Regions from separate parts of the Homo sapiens genome. Here region 1 is linked to region 2. A link is a contact called in ENCODE Hi-C or POLR2A ChIA-PET data. All regions are on one chromosome and are shown on one strand. The core of a region is the stretch at or near the end of the contact, and the rest is flanking DNA. Distances in the headings are between cores, read along the strand shown. Region 1 overlaps SCAI (suppressor of cancer cell invasion). Region 2 holds the start of WDR38 (WD repeat domain 38).

The links. Hi-C counts contacts between places; a loop is a spot of excess contacts on that map. ChIA-PET counts read pairs that join two places held with the same protein, here RNA polymerase II (POLR2A). Pooled maps may share reads with other maps.
Region 1: a pooled map shows a loop between it and region 2 (3-fold over the local background). The contact joins the enhancer-like site here to the promoter of WDR38 in region 2. A Hi-C loop is called at or near these places in 1 of 168 maps with a recorded cell type or tissue (CD4-positive, alpha-beta T cell), 1 of 37 single-sample maps with no recorded cell type and 6 of 50 pooled maps. POLR2A ChIA-PET finds 5 or more read pairs at or near these places in 15 of 52 experiments (AG04450, CD4-positive, alpha-beta T cell, CD4-positive, alpha-beta memory T cell and 11 more).

Annotation. Positions count from the first base shown.
Region 1 is chr9:125,124,668-125,128,823 of GRCh38, reverse strand. All of the region lies in intron 2 of SCAI (suppressor of cancer cell invasion), which reads left to right. Among named protein-coding and RNA genes, the nearest start is that of SCAI, 17 kb to the left of the region's middle. Within about 2 kb of position 2,568, at least 21 of the 41 ENCODE cell types and tissues checked have a DNase peak (open chromatin) inside an H3K27ac peak, as active enhancers do.
Region 2 is chr9:124,850,784-124,855,122 of GRCh38, reverse strand. It overlaps WDR38 (WD repeat domain 38), which reads right to left and starts at 1,663. Exons shown (of 9, transcript NM_001045476.3): 1 at 1,523-1,663; 2 at 798-918. The coding sequence starts at 1,591. RefSeq lists a silencer at 1,562-1,611.

The DNA of each region.
Region 1 (4,156 bases), core at 1,319-3,818, 270 kb before region 2:
CCCAAAATGCTGGGATTACAGGCGTGAGCCACTGTGCCCGGCCTGAATTCAATTATTTATTTTTTTTTTTTGAGACGGAGTTTCGCTCTGTCGCCCAGGCTGGAGTGCAGTGGCACAATCTCGGCTCACTGCAAGCTCTGCCTCCTGGGTTCATGCTATTCTCCTGCCTCAGCCTCCCAAGCAGCTGGGACCACAGGCACACACCACCACACCCGGCTAATTTTTTGTATTTTTAGTAGAGACGGCATTTCACTGTGTTAGCCAGGATGGTCTCGATCTCCTGACCTCGTGATCCACCCGCCTCGGACTCCCAAAGTGCTGGGATTACAGGCGTGAGCCACAGCGCCTGGCCATTTTTGTATTTTTAATAGAGATGGGGTTTCACCATGTTGGCCAGGCTGGTCTCGAACTCCTGACCTAAGGTGATCCACCTGCCTCAGCTCCACAAAGTGCTGGGATTACAAGTGTGGGCCACCGCACCCGGCCAAATTACCCGTATACATTTTAGAGAAGGGGGTCTTGCTCTGTTGCCCAGGCTGGAGGGCAGTGCCACAGTCACAGCTTACAGCACCTTGAACGCCTGGGCTCAAGCAGTCCTCCCACCTCAACCTCCTGAGTAGCTGGTGCCATGTGCCACTGTGCCCGGCAGGTTTTTTATTTTTAAAAATTGTTTGTATTGATGGGTGTCTCACTTTGTTACCCAGGCTGGTTGCAAATTTCTGGCCTCAAGCAATCCTTCTGCCCCAGCCTCCCAAAGTTCTGGAATTATAGCTGTGAGCCACTCACTGCACCTGGCCTAGAATTTTTTTTTTTTTTGAGATGCAGTCTCACTCTGTTGGCCAGGCTGGAGTGCAGTGGTGTGATCTCAGCTCACTGAGACTTCCACCTCCTGGGTTCAAGCAATTCCCCTGTCTCAGCCTCCCGAGTAGCTGGGACTACAGGAACGCACCACCATATCTGGCTAATTTTTGTATTTTTAATAGAGACAGAGTTTTGCCATGTTGGCCAGGCTGGTCTCAAACTCCTGACCTCAGTTGATCCACCCACCTCTGCCTCCCAAAGTGCTGGGATTACAGGCGTGTGCCACCTCGTTCGGCCGGAAAAATCTTAAATGGAGCAGCTTGTTTGGAACTTTCTTTGAAACCACCAATATTACTTATTTGCAAAAGATATCCATAGGTTAGTACATTAATTGACTGTATAGCACATATGAATCTTACCTCATGAAATCAGGTAAGCAAAAAGTATTAACAATATTTTAATTCCTTTAAATGAAATCAAATTCTGCCCTTGGGGGCAGGTGTGGTGGCTCGTACCTGTAACCCCAGCACTTTGGGATTCTGAGGTGAGAGCGTAGTTTGAGCTCAGACTAGCCTGGGCAACATAATGAGAACCCGTCTCAAAAAAAAAAAAAAAAATTCTGCCCTGGGACCTTCTCCCCCTCAATTCTACCAAACTGGTTAGAAATACAATCTCAGTGATTAATAATAGAGATCCACCCCTCCTTAGAGTTATGTGAGACTCTAATAGGCTTTTGAGGTACCAGGAGAAGGGTGGAAGGTTGATTTTCAGCCTGTGCTGGATGTGACTGAGCACATTGTCTAAGAGGATATGAGGCGTTGAAGCCTGGGGATTCTGATGTACAGGCTTCAGCTTTGCTTGGTACAACACATGCCCATTTCTCTCTGAGGACTTGGGCACTGCTAGGACGTGGGGTTGCAGGTTCCCTTTTTGTGGATTCTGAAGGAATTCCTTCTTCTCAGATAAATTGCTCCCATTTTTCTTCTTATTTCTACCTAACCCCCAGCTCCCGCCAAAGGCACTCATTGTTCTACCCTTCTTCCCTCAGTATAATCTCCTCAAGGAGTTCATATTTTCAGAAAACATGCACAAACCTCCCTTGAGGCAAAGAAGCAAATAGGACTATCATCTTGGGGATTGGGAAGTACCATGATAATAAAACATCCATTGATGTCTTAATAACTTATCTGGCTACTTATATTTTCATCAGTAATTCTAGTCCCTGTAGTGGGACTTAATGATCTATCCAAAAATGATTTGATTTTCCCTTCTTTAAAAGATGGAGCTGAATTCTCCTCCCTTGAGTGTGGGCTGGACTTAGCGATGCACTTCTAGTGAATAGAACACAGGAGAAGTGATGAGATGTCTCTTCCCAGATTGGGTTTTTAAAAGACTGGTTTCTGCCTTGCATGTGTGTTCTCTCTCTCTCTCTCACACACACACACACACACACACCCACACCCACCCACCCACCTCACTTTGCGGGAGGCTAGCTGGCTAGCTCAGATTGGGTTTTAAAAAAACTGGCTTCTGCCTTGCATGTGTGTTCTGTCTCTCTCTCTCTGACTTCTGCCTTGCATGTGTGTTCTCTCTCTCTCTCACACACACACACACACACACACACACACACCCCCAACTCACTTTGGGGGAGGCTAACTCCATGGTATGAGGCAGCACTGCATAGAGGGAAGGCACTTGCCATGTTGTGAAGACAGCCACCCAGGCAGCCCATGGGGAGGGCCATGTGGTGAGGAAGTGAGGCCTGCCAGCAACCACAACAGCTAGCTTGGATGTAGATCTTCTGAGGCCTGCTGGCAGCCACATGACTGGCTCAGAAAAGTGAGCTTGAACAGGGATCCTCCTACTCTAGTTGAGCCTTGAGGATGACTATAGTCCAAGCCAACAGCTTGACTCATTGTCCTGGCTTCACAAGGGCTGAGTTATGTGAATCTGTGATTTTCCTTGGAGAGTCTCCTTTCTTCCAGCACTGGCTTCATTGTACCCAAGGGGCTCAATGTCCAGCTAAGATTTCTCTTATCCTGTATAGGTTTCTGATGGACAAAGAGAGAGAATGTGTGTGTGTGTGTGTGTGTGTGTGTGTGTGTGTGTGTGTACGTGTACGCACGCATGCATGAGAGAGAGAATATGTGTGTGTGTTTTGGAAGCAGCTATCTTTTTTTTTTTTTTTTTTGAGACAAAGTCTTTACTCTGTCGCCCAGGCTGGAGTGTAGTGGCGTGATCTTGGCTCACTGCAACCTCCGCCTCCCAGGTTCAAGTGATTCTCCTGCCTGAGCCCCTTGAGTAGCTGGGATTACAGTGCCTGCCACCATGCGTGGCTGATTTTTTTGTATTTTTTGTAGACACAGGGTTTTGTCATGTTGGCCAGGCTGATCTCAAACTCCTGACCTTAGGTGATTCACCCACCTTGGCCTTAAGAAGCAGATATCTTTTGATTAAAGGGCAGTTCAGTTTTATTTTTCTTTCTTTTTTTTTTGGAGATGGAGTATCACTCTGTTGCCCAGACTGGAGTGGAGTGGCACGATCTTGGCTCACTGCAACCTCCACCTCTTGGGTTCAAGCAATTCTCCTCTCTCAGCCACCTGAGTAGCTAGGATTACAGGCATGTGCCACTACACCTGGCTAATTTTGTATCTTTAGTAGAGACAGGGTTTCACCATGTTGGCCAGCCTAGTCTGGATCCTGACCTCATGATCCTCCCACCTCGGCCACTCAAAGTGCTGGGATTACAGGCGTGAGACACCGCGCCTGGCCTTCATTTTTAAATTTAATTTTATTTTTTTTAAGACAGAGTTTCGCTCTGTCTCTCAGGCTGGAGTGCAGTGGCGCCATCTCAGCTCACTGCAACTTCCACCTCCCGGATTTAAGCGATTCTCCTGCCTCAGCCTCCTGAGTAGCTGGGACTACAGGTGTGCGCCACCATGCCTGGTTAATTTTTGTATTTTTTATACAGACGGTGTTTTGCCATGTTGACCAGGCTGGTCTGGAACCCCTGACCTCAGGTGATCTGCCCACCTTGGCCTCCCAAAGTGTTGGGATTACAGGCGTGAGCCTCCCACACAGATTGGGAGGTAGTCCTCTGCTCTTGTTTGCCTTGTTAAGGGAAGGGCCGTAAGGTAGTTATCCAGTGAAGAGTCAGTTTTCTTCTGCCTGCTCTCTCTCACCAGGCTTTAAACTCTTTTTCAACCCCTTTTCTTGGCTTTTTGGGAAGAGTGGGCAAAATAGAGCCAAGTCAGTTATGATGGTTCATTTTATGTGTCAACTTGACTGGGCCACTGAGTGCCCAGACATTTGGTCAAACATTATCTTAGGTGTGTCTGTGAGGATGTTTCTGGAT
Region 2 (4,339 bases), core at 414-2,913:
TACATCATGCTAAGTGAAATAAGCCAGTCACAAAAAGACAAATACTGTGTGACTCCACTTAGAGGCACCCAGAGAGGTCAGATTCATCGAGACAAAAAGAAAAACAGTGGTTGTCAGGGGCTGGGAGGAGGGAGATTGGGGACTTGTTTAGTGGGGACAGAGGTTCAGTTCTGCAAGAGGAAGAGCTCTGGAGATTGGTGTCACGACAATGTGAAGGTACTGGATTCTCTGAACTGTACACTTAAAAATGGACACAACAAAGCCGGTGCAGTGGCTCACGCCTTTAATCCCAGCACTTTGGGAGGCCGAGGTGGGTGGATCACGAGGTCAGGAGTTCAAGACCAGCCTGGCCAAGATGGTGAAACCCCGTCTCTACTAAAGATACAAAAAAATTAGCTGGGTGTGGTAGCAGGTGTCTATAATTCCAGCTACTCGAGAGGCTGAGGCAGAGAATTGCTTGAACCCAGGAGGCGGGGGTTGCAGTGAGCCGAGGTTGTCCAGCCTGGGTGACAGAGAGCGACTCTGTCACACACAAAAAAGGATGCAACAGTAAGTATTACTGTGTTACATTACAGTTGTTTTTGTATGTATGTGTGTGTGTGTGTGTGTTTTTAAAGAAGGCTGAGTCCAGGCCTGTTAGAGTCTAAGCCCCAGCACCCAGATATCTCGTCCCATCTCCCAACCTGCCCAGCCCTGCCTTGCACCCGTGCCCAGCTCATCGGAGGTCACTGCAGTCAGCTCTGCAGCATGCCAGACCCTTGTGCCTCGGTCTTCCCGGCCAGGTGTGGGAGCCCCACCTGTGTGGCCACCCAGCCTCCACAGCAGCTGCCCACTCCGGGTCTCCCAGCCATACACGCAGCCATCTTCTGAGCCTGTGAGCAGCATCTGGCCATCAGGGGAGAAGGCAGAAGAGTTGACCTAGAAACAGCACAAAAGCGGTCCCATTCTGGGGAAGAAACCCCTGTCCGCTCATCTCTGACCCCTAAACACTGCCCCCCAAGAGCCTGGGGTTGGAGCTTGACTTCAAGCCTCACTCCACCACCAGAGCCCAGAACCCGGGACCCACTGGGCCCTCTCTCGAGTCCCGTAAAGCCAGAGCCTGCAGTTGGAGGCAAGAGCCTTCTCTGGAACCAGAGCCTGGAACCCCAGAGCTAAGAGCCCATTCCAGAGCCGCAGCTGACAACGGAGAGTCCAGAATCTACTCTAAGTTCTGAGTTCACTTTAGAGCCAGGGCCCCAGAAAACACCAGAGTCAGCAGGGAGCTTTGTGCCCCTCTCGAGGCAGAGCCCAGAGCCCGGGGCTCTTTTTACAGGCAGAGCTTAGAACCTAGAGCTGCTCTGGAGCTGGGGCCCGGCACTGGAGCTGAGAACCTACTTCGATCCTTCTTGGGTTAGCAAAGTCTACTCTGGACTCAATGTCCTGAGCCACTGCCCAGAGAACATTCTGGAACCCCCACTACACAGAACCAGGAACCACTCTGCATCCAAAGCCGGGAGTCTGGGCAGAGCCCGCTGGACCTCACCTCCCCGCCGTGCTGGCCGAAGAATTTCACTCTCCGCACGGCCAGCGTGGCCGGGACCCCGCTGTTCATGGGCACCCGGCCCCGCCCCGCCCCGGCGGGCTCCCTCCTAGGCGGCCGCGGGACCCCAGGACTGGGCAGAGGAAAGAGGAAACTGTGTACAGGCGGTCTCCATGGTAATCGGGGCGGGGCGTGCGGCCATGGTGGGGTCCCTGCGAAGCCACGAGGACTGACAGGCAGGCCAGACCGCTTGCAGTTCGGCGGAGGTGGAGCCGCAGCAGGCGGGACCGCGGCGGGCTGGGAGAAGGGACTTCCCGCGCCAGCGGCTGCGCGTCCACTCTAGGGCAGCTCTCGCGCGGGGCAACACGGCAGGCAGAGCGGCCACTAGAGGGCGCGCCAGCCACACGCACCGCGCGGCCCAGAGCCCGGCCCCGCGCCCTGCGGACTGCGAACTGCAAGGGGTCCCTGCACCTCTTTGATACAGGGGAGCAACGAGCCTGTCTCCCCATCTGCACAACCGGGAGCATCAGCCCTGCCCCACAGGACTCCAGGGGTGAGCCAAGCACAGGGCCTGGCACACGGTAGATGCCCAAGAGGGCCCCCTCAGGAGCCAATACCCCTTCCGTCCAGGAGTGGCCAGTACTGAGGTTAAGGATGTCCCAGGAGAGCGCTGGGGACAGTAGCCAGCTCTGTCCTCCAGGGCGTGGAAGCCAGAGGTAGTGTGTGTAAAGTACATGGCATTAAAAGTGGGGTCACGTTGCTGTTAACATTCCTGGCAGCACAAAATGTGCCATCTGAGGATGGGGTGGAGGCTGGGGCTGGGGGGCAGTTGCCCAGGAGCTGCCAGGATCCTTACCGGATAGCGCAATCTGAAGCTTGGAACGAGCAGGACTTGGTTTCATTGTTAATTTACAGGTGAAGAAACTCACCCGGAGAGCTGGGAGGACTTGCTCAGAGCCACTCAGCCAGTAGGAGTGGAACTGGGATTTCAGCCCATGGCTGTCTGACTCTGGGTGTCTGTACTGGGACCACCTGCCATGAACTCCAGGGACCTCTCAGCAGATGTTGAGGTCCGCAACTCCTGGTACATCTGGGAAACTGAGGTCCGAAGGGGGCAGGACTTGGCCCAGCCATCTAGCCGGTGCTTCCATGGCAGAGCTGGGGCAGGACCCAGTCTCCCCACTCCCACAGCAGGACAGGGAGGGAACAGAGGACCCCCCACCTGCCCCGCCCATGGATTCTAGGCTCCCTGGGGGCAGGGGTGGAGCAGCTGGGCTTTGGGAGCTTCAAACTCAAGAGTTCCCAGCGGCGACTCACACCCTCCCCCCCTAAACCTCTTTGCCAGAAACTTCTCAGGAGATCCGCTGTGCTCCTGCTATTTTAAGTCCCAGACAGTCAGGCGGGTGAGGGAGCGACAATGACAGCTTTGAGGCAGTCCCACTCCATCCCAGATCCCAGAGGGCCTAGGTCACTGTGGGACCCTTCTGAGCTGGGCCTATAAAGCTGTCCCCCCACACCCAGATGTGGCTCCCAGACACAGCTCCCCAGAGCTACTATTCCCTGGCCCTCTGGCTCTCCTGCTCAGGCACCCCCCCAACCCATGCCCCGGCCCTGGGCACATTGTCTAGCCACTTGGTTGCTCCTGCTCTATCCAGAGGGCCCAGAGCCACCTTCCCCAGCCCAGCCCTTCACTCCCAGAACCCTCAGGGTAGACCTTGTCCACCAGGCCCAGTGACTGCTTGGCCGAAGGGGTGGAGCTGGGGTCGAAACCCGTGGGCTTGGCTCAGGCATCTGTAGGTGGAACCACCAACGTGAATGCCAGGGTCCGGAGGATCATCTCCGCGGATGAAGTGGTGGAGAAGTTTCTGCCAGTTTTCCACCACTGACTATCTCTTCCTTCTCCTCAGGGAGCCTGCCGCCTTCTCTCCTGTATTTGGCCAGGCTGTCCAGGGAGAGGGCTCTACCAAGATGTCCAGGATGGATGCCGCGCTGGCTTTTCTCACTGTCACTCCATTCCCTGAAGGGGACTGGAGGTCCTGGACCAGCCTTGCCTCTCCTCAGCTACGCATGTCAACCTTAAAACACCCCACAGGGCCAGGCATGGTGTTTCATGCCAGCAATCCTAGCTCTTTGGGAGACCAAAGCAGGCAGATCATTTGAGGCCAGGAGTTCAAGACCAGCTTGGGCAAGATGGTGAAACCCCATCTCTACTAAAAACAAAACAACAACGACAACAAACCTCACAAACATCTGTTCAGCAAAAAAAAAGAAAGAAAGAAAGAAAACAATCAAGGCAGGCAAAAAAGAACCCTCTATTTATTTGGATAAGAAAAGCAAGCAAAACCCCCAAATCTCCAGAGTGGTCAACTCTCAGGAGAGGAAGGGAGGGACTAGAAAAGGCAGGACCCTTGGGGTTTTGAGGAGCCACATTCCAGCTCTAAGCTGGGCAGGGGCCCCAGGTATCTGTTGAATTGTTCTTAAAGAATCGGCCCCGCCTGTCTGGCCCCTGCCTGCCTGTCCTTACTCTTCCTGGCTTCCTTGCCCTGCCCCATTTCTTATACCCTACCTGCAGTCCTACCCCAAGTCTGGAACAGTTTAGTGGGGAGCCAGCATTTCCTGACCGGTGCCCCAAGAAGCAGAGAATGTTGTTTTGTGGCAAGAGAGGAAGTAGGAGAGGGAGTTGGAGAGCCTAATTGCCCTGGTTTCTTCGAGGTTCCAGCTCCCAGCTCCAATACCTGAGCTGCTCCTCCTGCCCTCTAGGTTTTTTTTTTTTCTAAGATGGAGTCTCTGTCTCCCGGGCTGGCTGGAGTGCAGTGGCGC